2 separate regions of the Mus musculus genome follow, and region 1 is linked to region 2. A link is a loop called in an ENCODE intact Hi-C map of the cell type or tissue named here. Cell type or tissue: heart. All regions are shown on one strand. Each heading gives the region's core, and the rest is flanking DNA. Links, peaks and the distances in the headings are about the cores only. Region 1 holds the start of Mbnl2 (muscleblind like splicing factor 2). Region 2 overlaps Mbnl2 (muscleblind like splicing factor 2).

Region 1 (8,120 bases), core at 3,419-5,918, 77 kb after region 2:
ATGTATTTCTGGCACTTTTGAGCTCCTGAAGCACCTCCTATTTTTCCACCACAATGACCTTCGGGTCCCTTTCTCCTCCATTCTCCTCTACCTCTTCCCTACATTATGCCTGGATTATTGTAAATTTTTTTCTGTCCAGTGGCATCGCTCACGGCTCTTCAGCTCTACCCTACCTGATTGATTCCAACTGCCCCTGTGTAGCCGGATTCCTCACTGTCCCCTAACACTGGCTCCATATTCTGTAGTCAACTCTTCTTGTGGTTCCTTAACCTCACTGTCCCTCTTCCCTGAGCCCCTGGGCTCTCCATGCTTTTTGATCATAGGATCCTATTATAAAATATTTCGTAAGCCAGAAATAACCATCATAATAGTTCTTCATTTACAGATGAAATTCTTGTATAGCAACACCAATATGATCTATACATCATCAAATACACATGACAATTGAGAGTTCAAAGGGATACACTAAATAATATATACGTTGTGCTCTCTACTTACTAATAAATAATTTTATCCTTGGCCTGGGGTGTAGACTTTTCTCAGTAGAAAGGCTGATTTAGACAAAATGTTTTCATGTGGCCCCAACACAGCTTTTCTTCCCCAAATTCTCAGAACTTTAAAGCCATAAGAACTAAATCATCTATATCATATAAACCTCCTCAATGCTTTTAGTATGATTAATTGAAGCTTTAGGATGCCAGAAGTTTATAGATTTTTTTTTAGGATAATTCAATCTCTTAATTAAAAACATTACTGTCCTTCCCAAATTGCTAGGGTTGAGCTTTGCTCAACTGGATGGCATACATTATACGAAAGCTTCAAGTTAGACCATGGTGTGATTCATTTAGCTCAGTAAGTATCCTATGCATAACATTCTATAGGCTTGGGAAGTAACTTCTCCACTTTGAGGTTGCTAAAACTAGTAGCATGTTAGTTAACCTAACTCAAACCCTGTTGCCACTTGATTTGTTAAACAGGAAGTTGGAATTCTGACCACCAGGGAAACAATAGACAGAAAACTTAAAATAGCATATGTATTTAAGATGCCACTGTGACTATTATACACAGAGTTTAACAGAACGGCGACTACACACCATCTGAAATGTCTAACACGATTCATGTTTCTACCTTGAAACTGAGTACTTTCTATAAGTTATTTTCATCTTTCTTATTTATTCAGCTCAAAACCTACAATGCTGGCTACCTGTAGGACTTGAGAGTCTTGGAGGCCTGAGTTTACGTAGTAGCCAGGCTGGCTTTCACTGATATATGGCTGTTACCAAGTCTACAGAGAATTCTTTTCCTCTACCAGCAAACTGAGAGTGCTGTTGATTGGGTAGGGCTCTAAGGACCTTCTAAAGTTCCAATTGCACAAGGTATGTGTAAAGCAGCTTACCTGTAATGAATACCCCTAAAAGAGTCATTTCCAGTCCCCACATCCATCTTTCTACCAGTTTAAGAGGCTCGGTGAGATGCTCTCAGGGGAGCACAAGGCCATTGTTGTTGCTGTCTTTGTTCATTTGGTTATTCTCTGGCCTGCAGGACATTATGAGGTGTTCATGAAACACCTAACAGCCATGTGGCTCGGTTGGGATATAGGGTCAACTTTGGCTTTATCCTGAAGGTTACCCAAGCAATCCAAGCTGAGAACCTACCTCTCTGAGGGCTTTACCATAAAGTCAACTAGGTCTAAATGGAATACTGTCAAAGAAAGTACTTAAGTGGTGACATGACTCTATGTCCTCACATCTGGCACCTGGGAGATTTCCAAGTTTATCTTGTGCTTTCAAAATCCAAGTCAATTAACCAAGGGGGTGGGTAGAATACATGCGCGTGCGCTTGCCGCGCGCATGCACGCACACACACACACACACACACACACGGCAGATGGCAGCCCAGGCTGGTCTAGAACTCACTGTTACAAAGCATGGCTCTGAACTTCTGATCGCCCTGCTTATAGTTCTTGAGTGCTAGCATTACAGGTGTGCTCCACTACACCTGGTTTTATGTGGTAGGAGGTAGAGATTGACACAAGGCGTCAGGGACATCAGGCTTCCGCTCTGCCAACTGGGGTATCTATCCCCCAGTCTTCTAACAAATCAAACTTTTAAAATCAATAACTCATCTTCTGGAGTTTTAGCCAGAGTGCCTTAAATGAGGCTCCCATCCTGTAACGCCCCACTTAAGCTGTTAATGGAGATGATACCAGCAAAAGCCCTTGTCAAGTGCAAGGAGCCCCACATCTGTCCATTATTGTTCTGGAGACAAGTTGTGCATTGGTCTCATCTTATCTCCTAGCTTTTGTGCATTTTGGACAGCTCAGAAGAGCCCTGCAGTGTTCCAGGAGGGTATTTCCCACTCTCTCCTGTTTCCGTAAAGGTGACATACACCCCACAGTTCTTCCACAGCCAGCTCACCATGAATGTTCCTAATGGTGGCCTAGCTCCTCTGTCATTGCAGACATGAGGCTGATTAAAAATAAAAAAAAGCTTTAAAAAGTCTGTGTTTCCAGCCTCCTCTCTCAGGTCTGCCCCTAACTACATCCTTTAGCCTCACACAGTTTGTGTCTGTCCAGAGAAGGAATGTTCTAGCAGGAGCAAAATCCCCCAATCACAACCATCAAAACAACTTAAAGTTTAGAGGGGAAATCAACTAAAACCAAACAAGCCCCTCCTGCATTTATGAAAGAATGTGGGGAAGTGTAATCCCCCAGAGGCAGCATCAGGTTTCCTCATAATTGCATCATGGGCTGTTGGGGGCAGGCTGAAGCTCACAAGTGTGAGCAGGTCTAAGATTTCTCTTTGTTCACTGGCTGGCATTTAAGGCTTTATAAATGATGTGCCACAGCCTTGCCACTTCAGGCTGAAGCTATGGTAGCTGAGACTCTGAGTACTAATCTAATCTGCATGTTTCAAGCACTCTGACACGCCACGGCTCACCTTGCTCTATGTTAATTAAACAACAGGAGCCCAGCAGTAAGAAATACAGTAAAGAAAGAAAGGATAGATATCTAACATCTAAAAAAATCTTTTTATTTTAAGTGTGTTTCGTTCGTCCTCTAAACACCAGAATCACCTCTAGACTAAAATCAATATCTGATGGTTACAATGCTAGCTTAATATCAGCCAATAAGGATGTCTTAAAGCCTTTGAAATTTAGGCTTTTACGACAGGTGTGTATGTAATGACACACAAAAGGTAGGTAGTAGGTAGCCTGAAGTCCTAGCCAAGCCCAAGACCCTGCCCAAAGGGCCCCTAACACTTGTTGACTGATGTTGGATTGCTGACCCAAGAGACCTTAAACAATGAATGCTTTGTCAAAACACTAAAAGCACGTTGTGGGTCCAAGACTTTTTTTGTCATAGTGAGGGGGCGTAAGAGAAGGTCAGCTGAAAGCTGCCCACCATCAGGAACTCAGGCTCAGCAAACAAAGCTGAGGCCTTACTAAACAGACCTGTTTTGGCTCAGCGTTGCAGTGGAGGCCCAGGCCTGGAGCAAAGCTGACTCCTCACTGAGAAGTTACTCTTGCTGCAAGGGATACTTTGTATACATTTTCAAGAAGGAAAACAAAACAAAACAAAAACTGGAGTAACTAAATGATGGAGACAGACAAAAAAGAAAAAAAAAACAAACAAACAACAAAACACACACACACACACACACACACACACACACACACACACACACACAAAACCAGCAGCAAAACTGATCCACCAAGGCCCGGATAAAACCCACTTCATCCTCCAAGGAGGGAAATACCAAGTCCACAAAGCGGCAAGTATCCCTCTCTCTAGTTGAGTGGTTCTTTCCAGAAAGGAAGCTTGGGCTCCTGGCTCTTTACTATTAGTATTGTTTTCTGCAGTCTCTTTCCTTCGTGCCTCACAGGCCTTCAGGCTGAGCCTCGGCAGCTTTTTCAAGGAGGAAGAAGTGTTCTGTTCTCTGTGGGGTCGTGACCTTGGAGTCCTCGTGCGCTCACCTGATGGACTTCTGACTTGCTGATCTGCTATGACTCAGGCTCCTGACTGGCTTCCTTGTCTCTGACACACCTCACTCCAAACTGCCCACCTGCTTCCTCGTTGCCAGATCGCTTGCCTGACAGGCCAGCAGTAGCTGCTAACCTCCCAAGGGCCTCTCAGGGGTAGCTCTCTGTGGAGGTGCTGAAGGCACCCAAACTGTTTTCTAAAACTCCCTCTCGCCTCAGTCCCATCTCTTCATTAACTAAAATCTTCACCACTGCAAGCCCCCGACTAGCTTCTGCACTGCTACTGTTTCGTTATTTTGGAAAATGTAAATGAGTCAGCTTGCCTTTCTTCCCACATTTTTTTTTCATTGCTGATAAGAGAATGCAAGAAGAAAGGAAGAGATAAATGTGTGTCAGACTGACCCAACTCCTTCTGCAGGAGGAATTTACTAGCGCTCAGGATCCAAGTCGCCCGCTCCCCATTCCTGCTTGAAATCCAGAGTACCTGCTCTTGGATCTCTATGGCGCTCCCAGAGCTTGGGACTGGCTGGGAGCCATGTGATATTGATTTGTTTTCACCATGGCAACAGCAAATTAAAACAACGAGCAGAGTGAAGGCAGGCTGTTCAGCAGTAGAGCCGCATGACCAATATATTTCACAAGCATCTTTTCCTCCCTTCCGCCGGGTTTTAGCTCTCCTTTCCGCCACACTCATAGATTTCTTACAAGACGCGAAGTCAGAACTGAAACTTAGGCCAGCACAACTCTAGGAAGCCCACTGCTGGCAGAGGTTGGCCTGCCCAGCAGCTTCTAGAACATTAGGTGAGACGGATGGAGGAAACGCTAACAACCATGCCTTGACTTCCTTGGAAATTTCATTTGTGGCTTAGGCATCTTTAGAAAATTTATAAGAAACGGAGAGACTGGAGGTTTTGTATTTTGTAGCCTTATATCTAAACAGCCCAAGACATTGCCCACAATGTTTCCACACAGAGGCCCCTTCCCTTTGTACTTTACACAGTGAATTGTCCCAGGAGACAAACAACTTTTGTTACTGTTGTTTGTACAAAACAGGTCCCTAGAATTCTAGGAGAGAAAGTGTAATAAGTATTAGGTCCCTGAAGAGAAACTGAGGTAGGCACTTGCTCAAGGCCACACTAAGTAAGTGGTGCAGGAGGGCCAGCTGGTAGTAGGGACTCCAGGGAACTGCAGTGTGCTCTAGCCCAAATTCTTTCTTTAAAAGGAACCTCAATAAACACTAACCTTTCTCCAGATCCGTACAATCAAGGGTGTGCAAGAGGAGTGCCACCTGTGTCACAGGGTTAACAGCAGGGACTAGTGTATTTTATTTCCTTTGAGCCATCTGCCTTAGGACACGGTGCTGTATCTATGAAAGCAGCTGTCACCCACCAGCCAATCAACCTTGAACTTGGTAGCATAACCTGGGCCTTAGGTAAAGTTTCCAGGGGGGCTGGGAATGGGCCCCCTGGGATAGGACCCCCTGGGACGGGACCCCCTGGGATAGGCCACACAGGAAGGCTTACTGAGCCACGACACAGAGCGAGTTAGACCAGAAAGAAAGTGAAATCCGGCTCCCTGAGGCAGGCCATGGCTTTTCTCTAGCCAAGCCAGAAGCCTGCAGAAAACCTGGGCAGACAGGCAGGTAGGCAAAGTTGCCCTATTTGGCCTGTGAGGGGGGATGGATGGGCTGTGGGTTTAAATGGGAAGACATAACTCAAGTCCTGCCAACTGGGAGTTCGAATGTTCCTGGCCTGGACATAGAGAACTATTCCTTTCCACAAGCTGAATAGAAGAACACACAGCAGAAATAGTTGGGGGATGACGTCAGGAGTTCTGGGCTAGTGTCCTGCACTTCTCCTTGAAAGTAAAAACCGTGGTACGTGGCATTGCCCTTATTTAAATGAGCACTGCTCTCCCTCAGAACGGAGCAAACGAGAGGAAGAAACTTCCTCTTACATAGATGATAAAATGTCTCATTTAATTTTTGTTCCTTGTTGCTGCCTAAATATAAAAATGCCCTAATAGACATTTTCCGACTTAATCTTTGTCTTTTAAAGAGACAGTAAGGCTTTTTTGAAGAACATTAGAACATTCACGGAGGTGGCAGTTAGGCAAGTTTTTTTTCCCCCCTTCGCTTCAGTGCTTGCTAACTATTCTAAAAATGTTACACATTTATTGTAAACACATGCTTCCAAGGCCTAACAAAAAAAACACGGTTTCCTCAGCCTGGCAGAAATTTAAAACGGAAAAGGGCAGAAAGAATTCTTTAACACAGAGAAAGCCTTCCCTTCTCCTGGGCCAAGTGTGTTAAAAATAAATCTGCTTCACCCTTTCCAGCCGCTGCTTCTCGGCAAGAAAGTTGATCTGGCTGGGCATAGTGAGAGCCCAGCTTTAAAAGCTAGCCTGCTCTCATTAAATTATTCTGCTGGCTGTGTGTTCTCATTAAAAATGCATACAGATCAGATAATTGCAGTAAGCATTATTAACCCAGCCTTACTTTTGAATATAATGGTTCCACTTTTAAGCTGGAAACAAAGACAGAGGCTGCCAGGAAAAGCAATGTAAACATTGAACCACAGTGTCTAAGACTAGCCAGGAAGCTTCCTCTTCTGCCCTGGTGCTGCTTAAAATGTGCTTTTGAAACTCAATTAAAGCCATTGCCCTGTAGCACCAGGGTGGCCCCCAATTTCCAAGAAACAGACATATTTTCGTCCCAAACGTTCAGCCGATGATTATTTAAGCAGATTTTTTTTTTAAATTCTTAATTTCAAGTATGTTTTCAAAGAACAGGAAACACGTAAACTTTATTCTGTAGCCCACTCTGGCAGTAAAAAACCTCCATTATCTTAAGATAATCCTGGCCTGGATCTTTCAGATAATTAAAGATAATAATAATAAACAAATCTGTCCTTTAAATAAATAAATAAAAACCTCGGTTTTTTTTTTTTTTTTTTAATGCCTCACCCTAAACGGGCGGCGTAGATTCCAGCTTTGCCGTTTCTTGTTCTCAAATCCAAACGTTACGTAAAACTCCAGGGTTTCCTGCGAGTATTCCGTTCGAATTAGTGGAATCGGTCTCCCTGGCTTCCCTAAGCACACACATGGAATGCAGCATACTGCAGCAAACTCTTTAAACATTAAAAAAAAATTGGGGAGGGGGGGTTGTTTCTCCTACCTTGTTTAGCTCTGCTCGTCTTCCCCATGTACAGTAACCCCAAGAACATCTGGCAGGACCGAGTGGCCGTGGCTTCTCCACCGCATCATGAGGAAGGGGGGTCCATGCAAATAGTTCTCCGTCCCTGTTTATTGTACTCTGCGAGCCGCCGGCCGTGGCTGGAAAATTTTACCTTCAGATGATGAAGCAAAGACAGTCTAAACTCTGTTGCTGTGAGCTGCAGCCCTTCCTTCCCACAGGCCCCGCCCAGGCTCAGCCCACCAATCCCCGGCCAGCTCGTCAGCCCTCCTCGTCTGAAACTGGTCCTCATAGGATGACTGACACAGCAACACAGCGCTGGCAGGCTCTGAAAACAGTGCGTCCATACTGATGGAAAAGGGATCTCCCTCTCCGAGGAAAGCAGTCATAGCTCCGAGACAAAGTGGCACATAATTGGCAGAGCACAGAGAGGGGTAGCTCAGACAAATACGCTTCGAGACACCCAGCCCGTAGCTGGGAGTTGCATCATAAACACTCCGGGAATCACGAAACTCCTAAGATGGCCAAGAAATCCAATTGGATCCCAAACTAAAGTCTTAGGGCGTTTGAGGAAGCATACTGACATAGATGTACACATTCGTTTGTGAGACAATTCAGTGTTTTTCATGCAAAGTGATACCTTACGAAACATTTGCAGGCAATTTCCATGACGGAGGGAGGCTATAGCCAAGTTGGATTGCACACTGAAGACCAGACCATGCTTGAAGCCCCAGCACACAGCTTTTCTAGAGAGCTGTCATTTCAGTGGCTACTTACTGGAACCCATATATTTTCCATCTAAGTTTCCAGAGCACTAGAGACTTCAATTAGGGGATGCCGAAGGACAGAACTGATATCTCTACATTAAGCTTTGAGGCTCTTGGCTGGCACCCACTGGGGGATTAACTGTGTCTTAACCTTCTTAGATGCCATTTGATAAATGCTC
Region 2 (8,120 bases), core at 1,969-4,468:
AGAGGAGTTGAGGCCTGTTTTCCCCGTTCTGGTTCCTTCAGTTCTGCACTTTCACAAACAATTCTGAAACAAACGTTTTCACACACACACGGTCCACCCCGCCTCCTTTCCGTGTAAGTAGAATTACTGGATTAGAGTATGGATTTTTGCATGGCTCTTAATGCATTTTGAATTGGTATATTCTAAAGTGTAACCTCATCTGAGCGCTCAGCCTATCTCTGTGTTTTCCTCAAGAGCTAATCATATTACACTGATTTTTATCAGACAATACACACATGTTTTTCTTTTTGCCTTAACTGCCAGGAAACTCAGAGCTAAAGTTCAAATCCAATAATGAGTTCATCTCAGGTGACCTGTAATATGTTTCTTTCGTCCTTTGGGTCAATTTTCTACTTAGTTGTTCAAAGAAGAAAAAAAAAAAAGATGCTGAACTTTAAAAGTTCCCTTCAATCCCTTTCAGGAACAGGTGGGCTGACTCTTACTCAAATGCAGAGGTAACATGGGTACATATTGATTCTATCTAATGCAGGGCCCTGTGTAATTAACACTGTCTGTTCTTGGTTCTTGAAGTGTGAGATAGTTCAAGGCTATGCAGTCCTTTACCCACGGAGACACTAGAGAGGCGCAACAGTAGAACTGGGGTGACGGAAGTATCTGGAGTCTGAGACCAAACTGACCAGAACCCAGCCCTTCCCGTGTCCGATCCAGAACCCAGCCCTTCCCGTGTCCGATCCAGAACCCAGCCCTTCCCGTGTCCGATCCAGAACCCAGCCCTTCCCGTGTCCGATCCAGAACCCAGCCCTTCCCGTGTCCGATCCAGAACCCAGCCCTTCCCGTGTCCGATCCAGAACCCAGCCCTTCCCGTGTCCGATCCAGAACCCAGCCCTTCCCGTGTCCGATCCAGAACCCAGCCCTTCCCGTGTCCGATCCAGAACCCAGCCCTTCCCGTGTCCGATCCAGAACCCAGCCCTTCCCGTGTCCGATCCAGAACCATTAGCACACACAGCTGGAGTCTCTCCGCGTCTCTCCTTGTCCTGACATTGCGTTGTCACAAATGTCGGGAAGCATTTCTCTACACTTTCCATCTCCTCCCCTCGGATTCCTCACTGCCACCATCATAAGGCCCACGTGACTCCGTTCTTGTCCACTTCTGTACATTATACACTGGCACTCTGTTAACGCCTCTGGGCTGCCCAAAGGACCACACCCTGAGTAGCTTGATCCACGGAAATGGATAGACTGACATCTCTAGGGGACAAGAAGTCCAAGACCAGGAAATGAGCGGGTGTGTTCCTTGAGGGCTCTGAGGGAGAAGTCTGTTCTAGGCTTCTCTCCCTGGCTTGTAAGTGGCTGTCTTCCTCTATGTCCTTTCATATCAGACTTGTCTCTGTCCAAATGTCCCCTTTAGTGAGGACAGCAGACATACTGACTTAGGACCCTATTGCACTTTTCTATTGATTGTTTCTATAGAGACACTGTCTCCGCTCACTTCAGCCCTGCAGGACACTGCAAAGGAGCCCATGCTCCTATAAACACCTACTACCCGCTCTGTGTCCCTGCCAGGAGCATGGACCTCACTGGGCGCCCTCCCCCAACACACAGAGCAAAGTGGAAGGGGACCACCTAGAAAGAGACTCTGAAACTCCTCAGGGGGACAAGGGAAATGGGGAATGGGTAAATGCTACTAAAATACAGAAAAGATACACGTGTGAAGACGTCATAATGAAATCCACCATCCATGACATATAATTAGCGTATGCTAATAAAGAGTTGAAAGAAAACCCGAAAATGAAAACCCTGTCTCCCAGTAAACCAAACCTTGAGGTGCGAGAGTTGACACTTGACCCTGTAGTGATCGCAAAAGCATTTCAACTTTTTAACTTCCCTATTTAAAAATTTCCTTGTGGCAAACAAATTAATGTCCATATTCAACTCTTTGGCATTCAGGGTCTTTCCTAGCTCTATTTTTAAGGTGTGATCATCATCTCTGTTGTAAACAAGAATTCTGGGAAAGGGGCTGTGTCTGCAAAGACTGAGCGACTGGGCCTGGGGAGAGCTGCAATGGGTGTGTGTGTGTTTGTGTGTGTGTGTGTGTGTGTGTGTGTGTGCGCGCGCGCGCGAGCGTGCGAGCGTGCGAGCAAGCGTGTTGGGGGTGGTGGGATGTTACAGGTCTAGCATCTAATTATATTTTATCTTAGGTCTGTTTAATCCCCCCTGAGAAGACATTTCTGTGCCCACCTATGTGTCAGAACTAACATCCTGTGACAGAGATTTTTAAAAAATCCTTGTAATCTATGAGATTAGTTTACCACCAGCTCCCACTGATCCATAAGCTAAGAATGTCTTCGGATGGCGCCTGAGGCCTACAGGAGAGATTCTCCCGTGCTGCTGCAACCGCCTCTCTGAAGTGCCCACCAGTGTGGTTTTCAAAGCCCTTCATCTAACTCTCCTTGTTCCATTACTATCGAACTCCATGAACCTGGAACCTTCGGTAACCTAGCTCTGTGGTCCTAGCCCAGGCTCTCTCAGGTTTGGATCCAGATAAAGTTTCTTTTACTTTAAGGTGAGAGCTTTTTGTTTTACTTCACCATCAAAATCCTCCACCACATTCTCCTTCCCTGCAGGCCTCAGCTGCATAACTCTCAAATTCCAAACACTGCGGCCGGGCGGCTGGGCGGTTAGCGTACCCCAGCAGCTTGCTGCCTGCATTAAGCTCCGCCTCCCTCCTCTGGCCCATGTCCCATTTGTTCCCAGTCCCAGACTGAGGCAACGTCTTCCCCACCAGCGTTTGTCCCACTTTCCTGGTCAGTATTACTGAGAGTCATGTCCACTGTCTTCAAATGACTTCAGTGTTTCCAATTGCTAGAAGATATGGTCCAAGACCCTGGGACCTGTTGGTGTTGGGACCTTCTTTGTCCTGATTTACTAACACCCCCCCCCCCCCCAGGGGTAACCTGTTCCCTTCAGGAACACATAAAAGGGGAAGAAAGAGATACCCTGAAACAGAGGTCAGTAGTAACATTTCAGAGTTGTGTGTGGTTATTTCAGTCATGATGGCCTTCAGGCTAACAACACAATAAAACCCAACAAGGGTTAATATAAGGTCTAAGATCCTAATGTGTGGGCTTGGGCAGTGTTCAATAACGTGTGACAGCATCAGTTTTACTAGAAAATTCCCTTTGTCCTGATTGTTCCCCGCCACCCAAAGAAAATTCCATGAAGCTCATTTCTAAAGCAAAGTAAATATCCAGCCGGTCAGAGGGATGACCTTTCTCTTAATAGAGGGGATGGGCTTGTTATCCGGCCAAATGTTTGAAATTCTTCCACCAGCATGCATAATTGAGAGAAATGTGTTAATTACCCTTACATGACAGCTGGTAGGACTTCCTGAACCAACTCTGAGCAGAGCATTGATCTTGAACTGCCAGTGTAAGTCACTGTACTGTGTTCATGGGAAGACAGAGGCCCCCACAGCACGTTCTGAAGCGCTGGGTCGACTCGCAGGGTCCCCGTGAACTTGGGCAGCAGGCTTTTTATGGCAGCGGGCCAATGCTCGGGCAACAAAAGCACCAGTGTGGTGCTTTGTACGACATGTTAGTGAGAGAGAGGAGGAAATCCCAAGGAAATAATCCCTATTATTACAATGGCTCTGTGGCTCCAGAGTGGGTTTTGTCACAGTGAAGCCCAATTCCGAAGGGCACAGACCTCTCCTTTACCCTCCCCCACAGCTCTCACCCTCAGAGTCACAGCAGGGCCTGTTATCTAAGGGGCTGGGCACTGCTTCTGGCGCAGAACTGCGGGCATTTTGAATAGGAAGTTGAAATTATGATCCTCCCTCACCCTACAGGACTCACTGTCTTGGCACTGGATGGGAAATAATCTAATTCTCCAAGTTTCCAGACCCAAGATTTTATGATTCCACGATAAAGGGAACTATTTTGTCTCTAGACAGAAAAATGTCATGAATATTCTTTTGTTTTAAAAAGCAATTTATATCCACTGACTAATATAATTTGCTACACTGCTTCTACACAAAATCGTTCCGTTTTTCTTTTTTTTTTAGATCACGAGTTATACAGGAGAGCTCTTGAATTTATTCTTTCTTCTCCAATTGCTGACTAAAGAGTTTCTCTCTCACCTGGAGCCACACGAGCGCGGGCTCACTTAACTTTTCTGAAATCCACTGTGTTTTCCATTTATACATTTCTGGGAAAGGAGTCTGGTTTTGGTTTAGTCTAGGGAAAATACATTAAATATTTTCCCTCTTAAAATGTGTAGAAGAAAAATATACATTTCTTTTAAACAACTGGAATCAATTTATGTCTCTGGCACACAGAGTGAAAAAAAAAATCAATTGAAGTTAAATGTTGAGAGGCAGAGAATGTCTTTGCAAGGGTCCTTGGACTTGTGTCCAGCAAGAGAAATGAGAGAAAGGGCAGAAGGCTCTGACAACCAGGCAGGGCACATAATAAGGCAGTCAGTCTGTGTATCTGTGTGTGTGTGTGTGTGTGTGTGTGTGTGTGTGTGTGTGTGTGTGAGAGAGAGAGAGAGAGAGAGAGAGAGAGACCGAGGCAGACAAAGAGACAAAGAGAGACACAGATAGAGACAAAGAGACAGACAGAGACAGAGGGAGACAAAGAGAGAGACAGAGACACAGAGACACAGAGAGTCAGAGAGTCAGAGACAGAGACAGAGAGAGACAGAGTATAGGCCAGAGATTGACACCAGGGTATCTTCCTTAATTTCCTTCTACCTTTTTTTTTTTTTTTTTTGAGACAGGGTCTCTCACTGAACCTGGAGTTTACCAGTTTGGCTAGATTAGCTGGCCTGCACTAAGATTACAGTGCACACTGCTATACCTGACCACTTCAGTGTGGGTGCTGGACACTAGGATTATAATGCACACTACCATACCCGACCATTTTAGTGTGGGTGCTGGAGGCTGAACTCAGCTTGTGCTTTGTGGCAAGCACTTTACTGATTAAGACATCTTCCCAGCCCCAAATCAATAGGTTTTTGTGGAAGATATATCGTGCATCGGATGCTGAGAAACACAATCTATAAGACTATGTTTCTTGCTGTCTTTTAGGAAAGTTATGAATTTAAGTAGGGAGCTCATTGGAGCATGCACAAAAATCTTATGATGCTCTACTGATGAGAATTGAGGGTCTAAAGGGTGCGCAGGGAGACCTCACAGAAACTTCGAGATGTAGACAAGGTTGCACCTTCATAAGTTCCCAAGAGTCCTGTGGAAAATCCATTCCCAGCTAGACAGGAACTTAGAGTTACTTGGCAACCAATATCAGGCATTACTGAGTACCAAGGGACCAGTGTCCAAAGACATGCTTTTTATTTCTTCTTTTCCTTTGCTGAGGTTTGGAATCGTCTAGATTTCTCTAGAAATGGTTACTCCTCTTTCCCTCCCTTAAATGGTGCAAGTTAAGTGAAGACTCCCAGGGAGTAAAATTGGCACTTGGTCCCTGCATTCACACTTCGGCCCAGAACCAGCCTCTTATCCTGCCTTACAAATCACCGCAATCGGGCACGGCATACCCCACTCCAGTTACAGTGGCGGCAAGACAACACTGCTGTCAAGTTTGTTCCAGGTGACACTGGAAGGCTTCGGAATGTGTACCGGGAGAAGAGAGCGCCAGGCTTGACAGAAAGAAAGCCAGAGCCCTCGGTACTGTTAAATAATGCAGAGAGCTCAAGGAAAATGGAGGTTTCAGGAAAGGAGGCCTGCGTGCAGTAACAATCAAGTCCATACAGGAGATCAGATCAAAGGCAATACTCAGAGCTGGGGTGGAGTAGGAAATAAGGTTGAATGCTTCTCTCATCTGAAATTTCCTATTAAACCAGATTCTTCTGGCCGGGGAGGTTGGAGGATGGGGAAAAAATGAATTTTAATACTGTAGAGAAAAATGTCCATTTTTCAACCTTTCCTGTATGTGAGTAGAAAAAGGGAGAGATGCAGGCTAGTCACAGAGGCTGCTCCATCAGGACTAACCGTCTCTATCCAGATTACTTCAATCTGTCCACACACGTGGTTGTGCATCCACACGGGGGTGCATCCACAGGTGTGCGCATGCACACACGTGGACAGCAGCACTTCTTCCATTCATTATGTTCTGTTTTGGGTTTTGTTTTTTGTTTGTTTTTTCCAACCCCTTTTTCCCTTCCCTCCTTTCAGCTCTCATTAGAAATTCTTATCTCCCGAGTCAAGTGCATTGCCCTTTTCACGTGAACACCACCAGAAGAATACACCAAAAGTGGAGAACTCGGATCTTAAAGTAATGAGTTCGGCTTTCAAGCAGTCAGTCTAGATTTATACCAATACCACATTGGCTGAGCCCTGGGGACCAGTTCATTGGCTGATTTCTCTCATATTTACGTACATCTTAGATTCCATTCTCATTCCCAAGCATTAGGCAGCACTTAGTTACGGAGGAAATTCTCCTATTACAGCAATTTCTTAATTACACATAAGAAAAGAGACAGAATTTGAGAATAGTAGTAATTCATGCAGAAATACGCTATAACTATTGGTATTAAATTCAACCGAAGAATGTAGCCAACGCTACTGATAAATGGAGGCAGGAAGTTAAACAGAATGTTATCTTTCTGACAGTCCTGCGAAGGTCGTAATGAGAATTTCCTTGCTTTCAGCGAGAGGAAATGGTAACTAAGAGAAGGAAGAATGCGGGCAGGAAAGCCCAACAAGCCCAGAAGAGTGAACTCCCCCTGGCGCCTCAGCTAGATGATCAACATGCAGGTTACAGAGAAGATGTGGGACTCAAATGCAGCCAAATTAAGCAGAGTTGATTTCCTTCCAAAGCCCCCTGCCCAGGAGCAGTGCACAGAGTACACTACTGTGATCCCACACACTGATGCATCATGTCTGTGGACGTCACTAAGCACTGCTTATAGTTTTATGACTGAAGCGTGTCACAACGTCATTTACCTCATGAAAGGTAAGATCTACAGGCCAGCGAAGGTACCGGAAGATGTATGAGCTCAGTCTTGGGACACATACAGTCCCAAGAAACAGCTAACTCCCACTGATTGTCCTGTGACGAAAAAACGGCACACAAGCATGCATGTACACACACACACACACACACACACACACACACACGTATATGCACACTCGCATACACACAAACACACCTAAATAACTTAAAAAGTGTTAAAAGGTAAGCTTAGGACCCAGAACCAACCATTTAGAAAGCTAGTGTCAGAGCACACAGGTTGAGTATGACCTAAGTGCTTAGAACCAGAACCATTTATTATTTCAGACATTTTTAGACTCTAGATTATTTGGACTTAGGACCCAAATATAAACATGAAATTCATTATGTTTTATATGTTCCCTACATGCATAGCCTGAAGGTAGTTTTAGACCATAGTGGTAATTTTGTGTAATTTCACGGTGTGGGGTTATCCCCTGGTCTCTTCATGTGCTACTTGGAAGGCTTTAGGTTGTTTCTTTGTTTGTCTGTTTGTTTTAAACTTTGTAGATTTGGTAAGGCTACAAAATCCTTCACCCCTCTGATCATTGTACTTGTAGATGGCTAACAGAGAATGCAGAAAACAAAGAGTATTAGCAAATATTGTTACATGAAAAGTTAACAAAGTAAATAAATTTGTCTACACTGATGACTTATGTAAATAGGTATTTTTTTAAATATAAATTTTAACTCTGACAAATGGCCATCATAGGCCAGAAGGAATAGCTACACTGCTTAGTCCCACTGAGTGGCTCAATTCCTGAGAAGTTTAAGGAGATAAAACATAAGACCAGTGGGGCAGTGTTGGCGCACGCCTTTAATCCCAGCACTTGGGAGGCAGAGGCAGGTGGATTTCTGAGTTCGGGGCCAGCCTGGTCTACAGAGTGAGTTCCATGACAGCCAGGGCTATACAGAGAAACCCTGGCTCGAAAAACAAAACAAACAAAACAAAATCACACACACATGACGATTCTTTCTCCCCTAAACCACTTTCCAATCAAACTAACAAGTCTGAAAAAAAAAAACACAAACTCTTGCTCAGTCAACAGGATTCGCTAACTAACAACTCTGAAATCTCATGGAGTACACCCATCAACAGCTCTGAATTCTCTC

The links. Peaks named below come from ENCODE experiments on the same cell type or tissue, not always from the same donor. Only the 100,000 strongest peaks of a DNase experiment are listed, where the experiment ranks them.
Region 1: a loop joins it to region 2, with 2.4 times the contacts of the local background. A loop is called at or near these places in 6 of 42 quality-filtered maps.

Annotation. Positions count from the first base shown.
Region 1 is chr14:120,274,942-120,283,061 of GRCm38, reverse strand. Mbnl2 (muscleblind like splicing factor 2) reads right to left here and starts at 7,393. Exons shown (of 8, transcript NM_207515.2): 1 at 7,157-7,393. The region is part of intron 2 of Gm52122 (a long non-coding RNA gene); the gene reads left to right. In heart, for the core only: a CTCF peak has its summit at 4,743; DNase peaks (open chromatin) are centred at 4,001, 4,581 and 5,651; H3K4me3 peaks cover 2,500 bases; H3K27ac peaks cover 2,500 bases.
Region 2 is chr14:120,350,869-120,358,988 of GRCm38, reverse strand. All of the region lies in intron 2 of Mbnl2 (muscleblind like splicing factor 2), which reads right to left. Among named protein-coding and RNA genes, the nearest start is that of Gm26679, 34 kb to the left of the region's middle. In heart, for the core only: a CTCF peak has its summit at 3,456; DNase peaks (open chromatin) are centred at 2,728 and 3,488; H3K4me3 peaks cover 833 bases; H3K27ac peaks cover 2,116 bases.